Linked DNA regions of Mus musculus: region 2 is linked to region 1. The links are chromatin loops, found by intact Hi-C in ENCODE. Cell type or tissue: heart. All regions are shown on one strand.

What was found. A loop is a pair of places that touch in the nucleus more often than their neighbours do. Peaks named below come from ENCODE experiments on the same cell type or tissue, not always from the same donor. Only the 100,000 strongest peaks of a DNase experiment are listed, where the experiment ranks them.
Region 2: a loop joins it to region 1, with 2.1 times the contacts of the local background. A loop is called at or near these places in 2 of 42 quality-filtered maps.

The regions. Positions count from the first base shown.
Region 1 is chr11:43,927,081-43,932,080 of GRCm38, forward strand. No RefSeq gene overlaps it. Among named protein-coding and RNA genes, the nearest start is that of Gm12153, 30 kb to the right of the region's middle. In heart, no CTCF peak of the experiment used is centred here; DNase peaks (open chromatin) are centred at 561 and 2,281; H3K27me3 peaks cover 227 bases.
Region 2 is chr11:43,863,649-43,868,648 of GRCm38, forward strand. It overlaps a transcript of Adra1b not described here. Among named protein-coding and RNA genes, the nearest start is that of Adra1b, 30 kb to the left of the region's middle. In heart, no CTCF peak of the experiment used is centred here; DNase peaks (open chromatin) are centred at 2,283 and 4,273; H3K27ac peaks cover 2,335 bases.

The DNA of each region.
Region 1 (5,000 bases):
TTTTAAACCCTGTGAAATGTGAAAGAAAGACATTGGATGTAGCTGTTCAGAGTGCGGAAAGGAGAGAAATATTGTGTGCGGCAGGAGCCAGTGAGGCTGGAGACTGGCTCCTAAAGCCACTGCCATTAAATGACTCAGCTCTCAGCAAGCTTCAGAGTGTGCTGTGTCAGGGGGTGTCCCTCTGCTGTGGGATTAGAGGGGCAGCTGGTCCAGGAATGCACCATGTATCACTGTCATCTGCCCTGGGTTCAGCTCTGACACTGGAGGCTTGTGGATAGCACGGTGTGTAACACTGGGCAAGTGATGCAATCTCTTTGGACCGTAGCTTTTTTTTTTTTTTTTTTTTTTTGGTAATCTGTGAAACCAAGACAAAAATACATCCATCATTTAGGAACATTTCGGGAAATATAAGTATGATAGGATTTAGACAACACCCGACACCCACAAGGCTTATCATTAGGCCCACAGCTGTGTATCCTGAACCCACTTGCAGGGCCCACCTCTCCCTGTGAGCTTCTCTCTACCAGCCTGCTCTGGGTTATGTAACCACTTGGCTTTTGTGGCCTTCGGAGAGCCTGGCCACACAGAGGGTGTTCTGTGACCCAGTAGCACTCTCCTTTGGGCACACTCCAGTCCTCCTGAGCCAGACTGCATTTAACGATGTCCCCAAGAGGTATGGGGGCACAGTCAGGTTTAGAGTCAGGTTAGAACTTTGGAAGGCCACCTGAAGAATAGATATGACCTAGGTTTCCTCCTCTTTATTGGGGATTCAGTCCAATGCTTAGTTCAAATCACAAGAGTACAAGAAATAATCTGTGGGCCTCTGTGTGACACTATTTCTGTCACATTTCCTTTGCTCTTGTTGCATGTCACATCTGAGGCATGCCCAGCTCCAACATTTGGTCCATTCTGTGGTTGTGAAGACTGAGGCAGAGCTGGGAGTGAGTTTAAGTGTACAGGTACTGGATGCCAGGCAGAGTCAAGTTCCAATTCTGGGCTTGCCTCTCGGTCCACCTTGCTTCACAGCCAGACAGTAAAAAGCTGTAGATTCTTTTTCTTCTTGGGTACCTGGTAATGGTTTGCCCCTGTGTCCCACGACTTCATTCCCTAAAAGTGGTGTGGATACAGGTTTTTGTTCAGCTCATGTGAGCATGGTGCCACACATTAGGCTTCTGTTCCCTTATCATTTCCATTCCCTGCTCCTCCTGAGACCTACACTGCTAGCATCTTAGTTGTATTACAGATGGCAAAATTTTTGCTTCAAGTGAGGAAGGTGCTTAAAGGTAGGGGAGCAGGGCAGGGGGAAGGTATAGAGAACTTTTGGGATAGCACTTGAAATGTATATAAAGAAAATATCTAATAAAAAATAATCAAAAAAGAAAGAAAGGAAGGAAGGAAGGAAGGAAGGAAGGAAGGAAGGAAGGAAGGAAGGAAGGAAAGGAAGAAAGAAAGAAAGAAAGAAAGGAAGAAAGAAAGAAAGAAAGAAAGAAAGAAAGAAAGAAAGAAAGAAAAGGAAGTGGGACTGGAATGGGAGGCACCCATCTCTCCTTCCTGGCAGCACCGATTGTTCTACCCACAGTGCTCTCTGAGTTTGCACAGCAAACTTCTTGACATCTTCCATCTCCATTCCTAGAAGTTCCTTCCCTTGCAAGCCATAGCCCTTTACACTCATTTGGACCTACTCTTCTTTTGGTAAGATACTGCCGCAGCTCCTGAGCAGGTAGCCCCTGTGTGTGCAGGAGCAGTTTGTAAGTTGTCCCAGAACAATGATTCCCAGGGAGTAAGTGCCCAGTAAGTGAGCATAAAATGAACACAGCTCACTGTATAGCTTGACTCTTTCACCTGGGCAGTATCTGTACAATGGGGAGACTCCAACATGACTCTTTTATACCCTAGAGCATCTAGGACAGTTCCAGAAGGCTATGCTGTTAGTATTTGTCCCTGTAAAGCTATGTGTTTCCCCCAGTTACTCCTTTGCTCATAACCTTTTGTTGACAGTCCAGATAAACATTGGTATTCTGTCTCCTGGCTTTCTTATTTCCGTGTAGGACAAGAAGAAGTGAAGTCTCTGCATATTCCCTGCTTATCGCACCTCAGGGCCCTGTGCAGATTCTTGGTGAGGAGATACCTGACCTGAGAGGACACCATGGACTGAGTTCCACATCTCTGTCACAATGGCTCCTCTGACTACAGCCCGGTCCTGACTCACATGCCTGGCAGAGGCCCATGGGAGGCCAGAGCCTGTCCTCTCTCTGGATCCTTGGCACAAACCAGTGCCAACAAACTAGAGGAGGAATCTTTGCCTTTGAGGTAGGAGCCAGCAGGGCTGTTGCAGATCGGCTAAGAAAATAACTCCTCCCAGTCTCCTGAGGTTCAACCAAGGGCAACAGCCAGAGTGGGATGGGCCGATCTCCCTGGGAGGGCCGGAAGCTGCTGGTGATAACAGCGGAGCTCAGGTGAATGCTTTCTGGTCAGAAGCTCAGATGTGAAAGTCTATGACTATGCTTCTGTTGACAGGCTGGAGTCTCATGTTCATCTCTTGGCTTGGCATCTGCATGCTGTGGCTTACAAGCTGGGTGGGCAGGGGCTCGTTTGTACAGTTTCTTACAAGAGCACAGGTAGGGGTTATTTACAGGAGCACTTTATCTTGTTAGTGGCTAACGCCACCGAAGAGCATAACTCTTCGTCACTCCAGCAACCACTAACTGCCTGTATCACCCCACGGAGGGGTGGAGCCTTGGGAGGTCTTCATTCTTTCATAAAGGAATATTGATGGGACAAGTCATGTATGGGTCTTACACAGATAATTACAGAAGCTGAGTATTTTCATGTGCAGTGGCCACATCCTGTCCAGAGGGCAGCATTCCACAACATTCCTTCCTCTGTCTCTTAGATTCTTTCAATTCCCTCTTTCTTGGTATTCCGTGGACCTTGGAGGGGCTGATAAGAGAGGGACACTCCCTTCTGTTTCCAGGGATGAGGAAATCCTTTTGGTTTGATTAGATGAGAAGAGGGGCTGAGGACCTTTCTCTTCAGTAGCCCAATCCCAGGAGGGCTAACTGTATTCATGGTTCACCACCCATCTGTTATAGGAATCTTGCCCTTGAACCCTTCATCTTTAATGCTATGGATAGGAGAGGATTTGCTGCAACATATTTATGGTCTGGAAGCTTAGTCCCCAGTATGGTACCATCAAGGATATAGAACCCTTAAGAGGAGCTCAACCCACAAATGGATCAATGCTGCCCTACAGTTGTGCATCAGGTCTTATTAGAGAAGCTCTGTTAGAGAGCCTGGCCCTTCTCCAGGGCTTTGCTCCCTCTCTCAATACTCATGGTCTCTCACACATTCTCCTCCCATCTGCTGTGTTGGACATAGCCAGAAGCCCTTCCTCAGGGCTCGAAGAGATGGGCCATCCAGTTGTAAGCTCTCATCCTCTAGAATTGCGTGCTAAGTACACCTCTTTTTCTTTGTAAAGTACCTAGCTTCTGGCATTATGGGAATGGAAAGTGGATGGAGACATTTATCATCACCCAGTTAGTCTGAATTTAATTCCCTGTAAAGGTAGAAGCAGTTACACCATCAGGGTCACGAAAGTCAGCCTTAAAGCAGGAGAGGCAAATAAGAGGGGGGGACATCATGACTGGGAGGAGAGTCTCTGAGTCCAGCTTTCACAGTGGCCTCTCAGATGTCCACCTACTGCTTCTTAATCCCTTGAAAGGCTCCTCTCTTAGCTAGGATCTCATCCTACCCATTCACCTCACCTCATAAGCGTTTGGTAGGTGGCAGGTGGCTGAGACTTGGGTGTAGGCAGGGAAAGAAGTGTAAATGACTTGTCTGGATGGCAAGGAGGTGGCTTGGCCTTTTCACTTCAAGGACTCCTGTCAGCAGAAGCAGCCTCCTCACCCTACAAATGGTCTGGAATCTTTTTTTTTTTTTCTAGACAGGGTTCTCTGTATAGCTCTGGCTGTCCTGGAACTCACTTTGTAGACCAGGCTGGCCTCGAACTCAGAAATCTGCCTGCCTCTGCCTCCCGATGGAATCTTTTGTTTTGTTTGTTTTTGTTTTTTTACAGATAGGTTTTCATTGGGAAGCTTTGGGTATCCTGGAATTAGCTCTGTAGATGAGCTAGGTCTGCTTTTGCCTCCAAGTGCTCAGATTAAAAGTGCATCACCAAAAACAAAAAAAAAGTGCATCACCACTGTGTGGCTTTGGAATCTTTGTAAGAGATACTATAGTGTGTTTGGGGGCCAAGAGAAGTGGAGGCACCCACTAGTTTTCCTGTGGAATGGAATAGAAGGGAAAGGTGAGCCTGGGTAGGTAGCAAACTCTTAGGTCTTCATCTCTAAGCATGCCACTTCCTATATTGTGCAGGGACATTGCATAAAGGCCATGGAGATTCGGTGGCTTTCTGAGGAGGATCTCCAAGGAGATCAAGAGACCTCACAGTGAAGGCTCTTAGTGTTTCCTGGGATTAGGGTTCTGTGCCCTATGCAGGGTACACAGAGTGTAGCCATGCCATACTTAAGGGGGCAGTCAAGAAATTAGTAGTTTCATGACAGATAGAGCCACCCATCTAGTTCATGACTGGGAAGCAGAGTGGGTAGAGTGTTCTCACAGGTCTCATGTAACCCTTCACTCTGGCAGATGGAGGCTTAGAGTAGGAAATCAATTGAGTTCTTGTTTGTTAGTTTTAAAGAAAGGAGACAACTATTAAACTTAATTCTGAGGTTCAGAGTTTGCATGTGTCGTCTGGGTTTTGGTGTGAGACACAGTTGGGTGACAAGGGTTTTCTTCTCTGTTCCCTGTGTTCTCTTTTTCCTTGGTTTTCCTCAGATTCCCTCACTTTCGTGAACATTCTTTGGGGGTCTACAGCTGAGGGTGAGTAGAGAACACTTATGGTGGGCAGACAGCACCTGCCTGGCTTGTGGGGGAAGACACACACATCAGCCAGTCCTATACACAAAAATTATAACCTAGGGGTAAGACCTACTGCCTTA
Region 2 (5,000 bases), 63 kb before region 1:
TAGAAATTTTAATATAAACAAATCATAAAAGTAAGAAAATGTAGGTAAATATTTTTTAAAAATCAGAAAATCCTTTTTAAAAAAACATGGCACCAACTATGAATAGTTGTAAAAATATAAATAAAAATATATTGTGGCTGGAGAGATAGCTCACCAGTTCAGAGACCTGGCTCCTCTTGCAGAGGACCTGGGGACCTGGGTTCACTTCCTAGTATCCACATAACGGTTGAAACAGTCTCTAAATTCCAGTTATAAGGCATCTGATGCTCTCTTCTGTTCTTTGGGGTCGCTGCATAAAGGTCGTGCACAGACATGCATGCAAACACTCAGCCATAAACACAAAATAAATCTTAAAAATATAAGGTCTTTTATTTCAAAACTCCCACATTGCCAAGTTAAAGCACAAAGGTTATATTAAATTATGTCTTGAGCAGTGTGACTCATATTATTTTGATATTAGAAAAATTCTTAGAGATCAATCATAAAAAAAAAGAACAACTTTCCAAACAAAAAGGTGAAAAATATCTATAACTAACTACATAAGAAACAGTAAAGTGTCTACAAACCACATACCAGAGATATCTGGGTTTTTAATTCACCTTGCAGAGAGAAAGGAACAAGAAATAATCTATAAGTAGTCAGTGGCAGAAATGATCGGTCCCATGGGGGGTGTCCCATGAAAAGTCTCTATCATCAAGCATGTTGTTTTAGAACTGTATATTTAGATACACACACTTATCGTTCTGTTACAACAAATTGTTGTAGTCAGGACAGCCACATGCTGCATATTTTTGTAGCCTAGGAGCAATAGGTCACACTGAATGGTCCATGTGGGGTAGCAGGCAAGATCCTGAAGGTTCATATTAGTCAACCTCTATGATGATCATACAGTAACTAAATTATCAGATGATGCATTTATCTGAATGTATTTACCACTTTAAAGTGATGCGTGCATGAGCATATTAGCTGAAATCATGTCTGAGGAGGTAACTCGGGGTTCTAAGTGATTTAACGTTTTCCCGTATATCAGAATTTAGTCTTACTTAACAGTGTATAATGTGCAGTTTGAAGGCTAGTGTGTAACTGGGCTTGTTTTAGCAAAAGGAACCTGGGACCCCAGGAAGGCCCTTGGCAAACTTCACATAGATAGATGCCTGGTGTTTTTCTCCTATATTCACGGTACAGAACAAAACCTTCCCTGCTTCATGGATTGAAAATGAAGACTGCAAAAGTCCCAAGCTGTACATCTCAGAATGGAAGGAGCCACCAAAAGCCCACCTCCTTTCTCCACATTCCCAAGGAAGTCTTTACAAGCCTGAGCAATTGGATAAGTCTGATTGATCTAGGGGTGGCCACACAGACCAGTCAACTGTGTGGACGAAGCAGACCTGTTCTACTTGCCCATCTCCCGGTGTCTGTAAATAGATCCTTTCATCTGATAGGTAGCCATAAGGGTTGGCTGTAATTTTGGTTTAGAGTCTGCATTGTGAGGGTATTGTGTATGCTAGTGTCCACATATATTAGAGGGCAGAGGTCACCTTGGGCATTGATTCTCAGCGGCTGCTCACTTTGTGTTTTGAGGAGGGTCTGGAGCTCAGCAATTAGGCTAGACTGGCTATTGAGGAAGCCCCAGGGATCCACTGGTCATTACTTTCCCAGTCCTGGGATTATAAGCATGCATCTCCATGCCTGGCTTTTGATCTACAGTTTCCTACTGGCAGGTTCTGCAGACTAGATCTGAAGGCCTTCCAAAGAGTCCTGGTGGAATGTGTAATAAGAAAATGTAAATTTATAGTCCCCTTCCCAGTGACAACTTTGGTGGCATTTGGAAATGAAAGTCTTGGTGTGTGGGAAGTGTGCATTTCATTCCCAGCCTCATTACATGCCATGGGAAGATCTGAGATGTGTCTGGGTGGCACGGAGAAAGTACCTCACATACTTTCCTTCTGTGTGGCTCTTGTTAGTGACAGTAAGGTCACGTTTCATCCAGAGTTAGAAATTCACTCTTTAGATCATACCTGCATATCCAGCACCCCAAATTGATGAAGCGAGAGGACTGAATTTGCTCATGCTAGAGATTGCCTGGTGCAGATGAAGCCGGGCACACAGCTCACAGTGCATGGCCAGGATATGTTTTCTCTATTTGTGGACCATGACTCTGATAAGGGTCCTATTTTCAGACTTTCTGTTCATTGTCACCTGAAGCACTGTCCACACTTCTTGGGGGCTATATCCTCCCAGATCCCCAGCCAGTGGGAGATATTAAACCATGTTCTAAGCACTAAGAAAATTCCCAGTCTTGTGCATCTCACTGGGCCTGACTGGGCTATGGGTCTGGCTCTAAGAGTCTCTGTGGTCAGGGGTCGTTGAGTCACACACTGCTTGATGTATCTCAGTCACATGGTCACCACTGGGATGAAGCTAAAATGCTGAAGGTGGAGAGGGCAACTCTCCATGCACATTGGATGGCACCAGAGGAATAGGAACCGTGTAGTGGCAAAGCCAACATCAAAGCTCACCACATGTTTGGCAGCAATTCTGAGGACACTGTTGTCTAAATAATTTTAGAGTCTATAAAACTGAGGTCCAGAAAGGGGAAGGAACTTTCTAGAAGACAGAGAACACATTAAGTGAGGACAAGGGTCCTGCAGCTTCCGTTTTAGGCTCTTTGCACTGGGCATGAACCCTTTACAGCAGTGGTTCTCAACATTCCTAATGCTGTGAGCCTTTAATACGCTTCTTCACGTGGTGATCCCTGACCGTAAATTCATTTTCGTTGCTGCTTCATAACTGTAATTTTTGCTACTGTTAAGAATCACTATGTAAATATCTGTGTTTTCTGATGGTAGGTTGACTCCTTCTAAAGGGGTCATGACCCACATGAGAACAACTTTCCCTTCTTCTTCTTCTTTTCTTCTTCTTCTTTTCTTCTTCTTCTTCTTCTTCTTCTTCTTCTTCTTCTTCTTCTTCTTCTTCTTCTTCTTCTTCTTCTTCTTCTTCTTCTTCTTCTTCTTCTTCTTCTTCTTCTTCTTCTTCTTCTTCTTCTTCGATTTATTTATTATATGTAAGAACACTGTAGCTGTCTTCAGACACTCCAGAAGGAGGAGTCAGATCTCATTACGGATGGTTGTGAGCTACCATGTGGTTGCTGGGATTTGAACTCAGGACCTTCAGAAGAGCAGTCAGTGCTCTTAACCCCTGAGCCATCTCTCCAGCCCTGAGAACTGCTTCTTCAAGAGAAGATCATCTCTACAGCCCAGTGCTTCATTTCCTAGACCAGGTTTAATTTTCCCGAGAGATCATGAGGGCAGGATTGTATACATGTATAGCTGTGTTCAGGAATTTTCATAGATGTCAAGCTCTGTATATGAGTGGCATCCACTGACACTGTGCAGTTGTCGCCTGTGTGGGCACCCCTAGGCATTCTGGAAGATGGATCAGTTCTTCTGTTAAGATGGCAAATGTTTGTTACATGTAGTGACACTTTTGCCTCTAGTACTATGCAAGGCATCGCATCAATCACAGCAATCCTTCCTGGTAGTCCAGGCTTTGTCTCAGGATCTTTTTCATCTAAGCCCTCTGGGTTTTTTCTTTTTTGCCAGTTTTTAGCTGTAGCAGGCACTCACCCCAAACCTATTCACCCCATTGCTCAAAGTAGACCGAGCCTATCCTCAGAATGATCCTCTTCTAGGTCTCCACATACTCCCTAGTATTATATGAAGTAAAACAAAGTCTGGAGGAAGTGATTAGCACCTTGTAAATGACCAATGATTGATATTTAATAACAAACATCTAAAAAACCTAGCATCTTTAAAGACATCTTGTTAGAAGTAGTAAATGTGTTCAGCTCCTATTGTCTATATTCTCAGTCTATCCCCTAAGTTTCAAAAATAAATTAGAGAAATATGCTGGCAGTTACATGTTTATTAGTATTTCAGTTTACTTTCAGACACATACTACCCCCATCAACCCCCTCCTTCACACACACACACACACACACACACACACACACACACACACACACACACACACACTCACACACACTCCTTTTGGAACTCGGTATTTGTAGTTTTAAACAATACAGAGGAGTGGGGCAGAGACTTATAGCTGTGTTAAGAGTCTCTTTTTCTGTCTTTCTGTCTTTGTCCCTTGGTTTCCCTCCTGCTGTCTGGTGATATCAGGGTGTCAGGTGACTGACAGTGAAGTTTTGGAGGCAGCCAATTGGTTGTATTTGGCAGCCTCCAGAGACCTGTGCATGACTGACTGGCTTCCTTAAATGAGAGTTGGAGGCAGTGGAGTGTCTTGGATCAACCCTGCCTGAGGCTTCTCTGCCCGTGGTCTCCCCATGAGCCAGGTTGATGTGGGGGGAAAATGGGAGGGAAGGAGAAAGTGCACGGTGTGGAGTAGCACAGAGTGGATTGCAGCTAGCTTTGTGACATTAGACTCACCTTGGCCCAATCCACTTGCTGGCCTGTGCCAGGAGTTCCCAGTGTGGTCTGCATTGATAACAGAGGCAGTGCCGGGAAGGGACTGAAGTTTTACAAGGCTGTGTATATTTTTAAGTGTTTTGCAAAGATACCATCTTTCTATTTGTGGCGTTTCTTTCAGCCCTGTTTCCTTTTAAAACAAATTTTGTAAATTGAAAAAAAAAGATTTAATTTAAAAGGGAATTAAGCTTTTTAGGCTGGAGCTCAAAGCAATGGGTTCTGCCATGATGTCATCACACGCAGACACATGTCATTGTATGTTCTTCTCTTCCCCACTGACTTCCACAGATCCCTTCCCCTCTCTAGCTGACCGTCTTTCTCCTGCCTTAGACCTTAAAGGGGGATCTTGAGGACTAGCAAAGAGCTGCATGTGAGGGAGTCCTGGGGTGTCATTTGATGGAGGCTTGGGGAGCGCTGACCTAAAACGAGGTTCTGAGTGGTATCAGCTCTCTTTCTGATGCTGGGAATTGACATTGAGCACATTACTGTGCAGGCACCTGGAGGGGTGACACT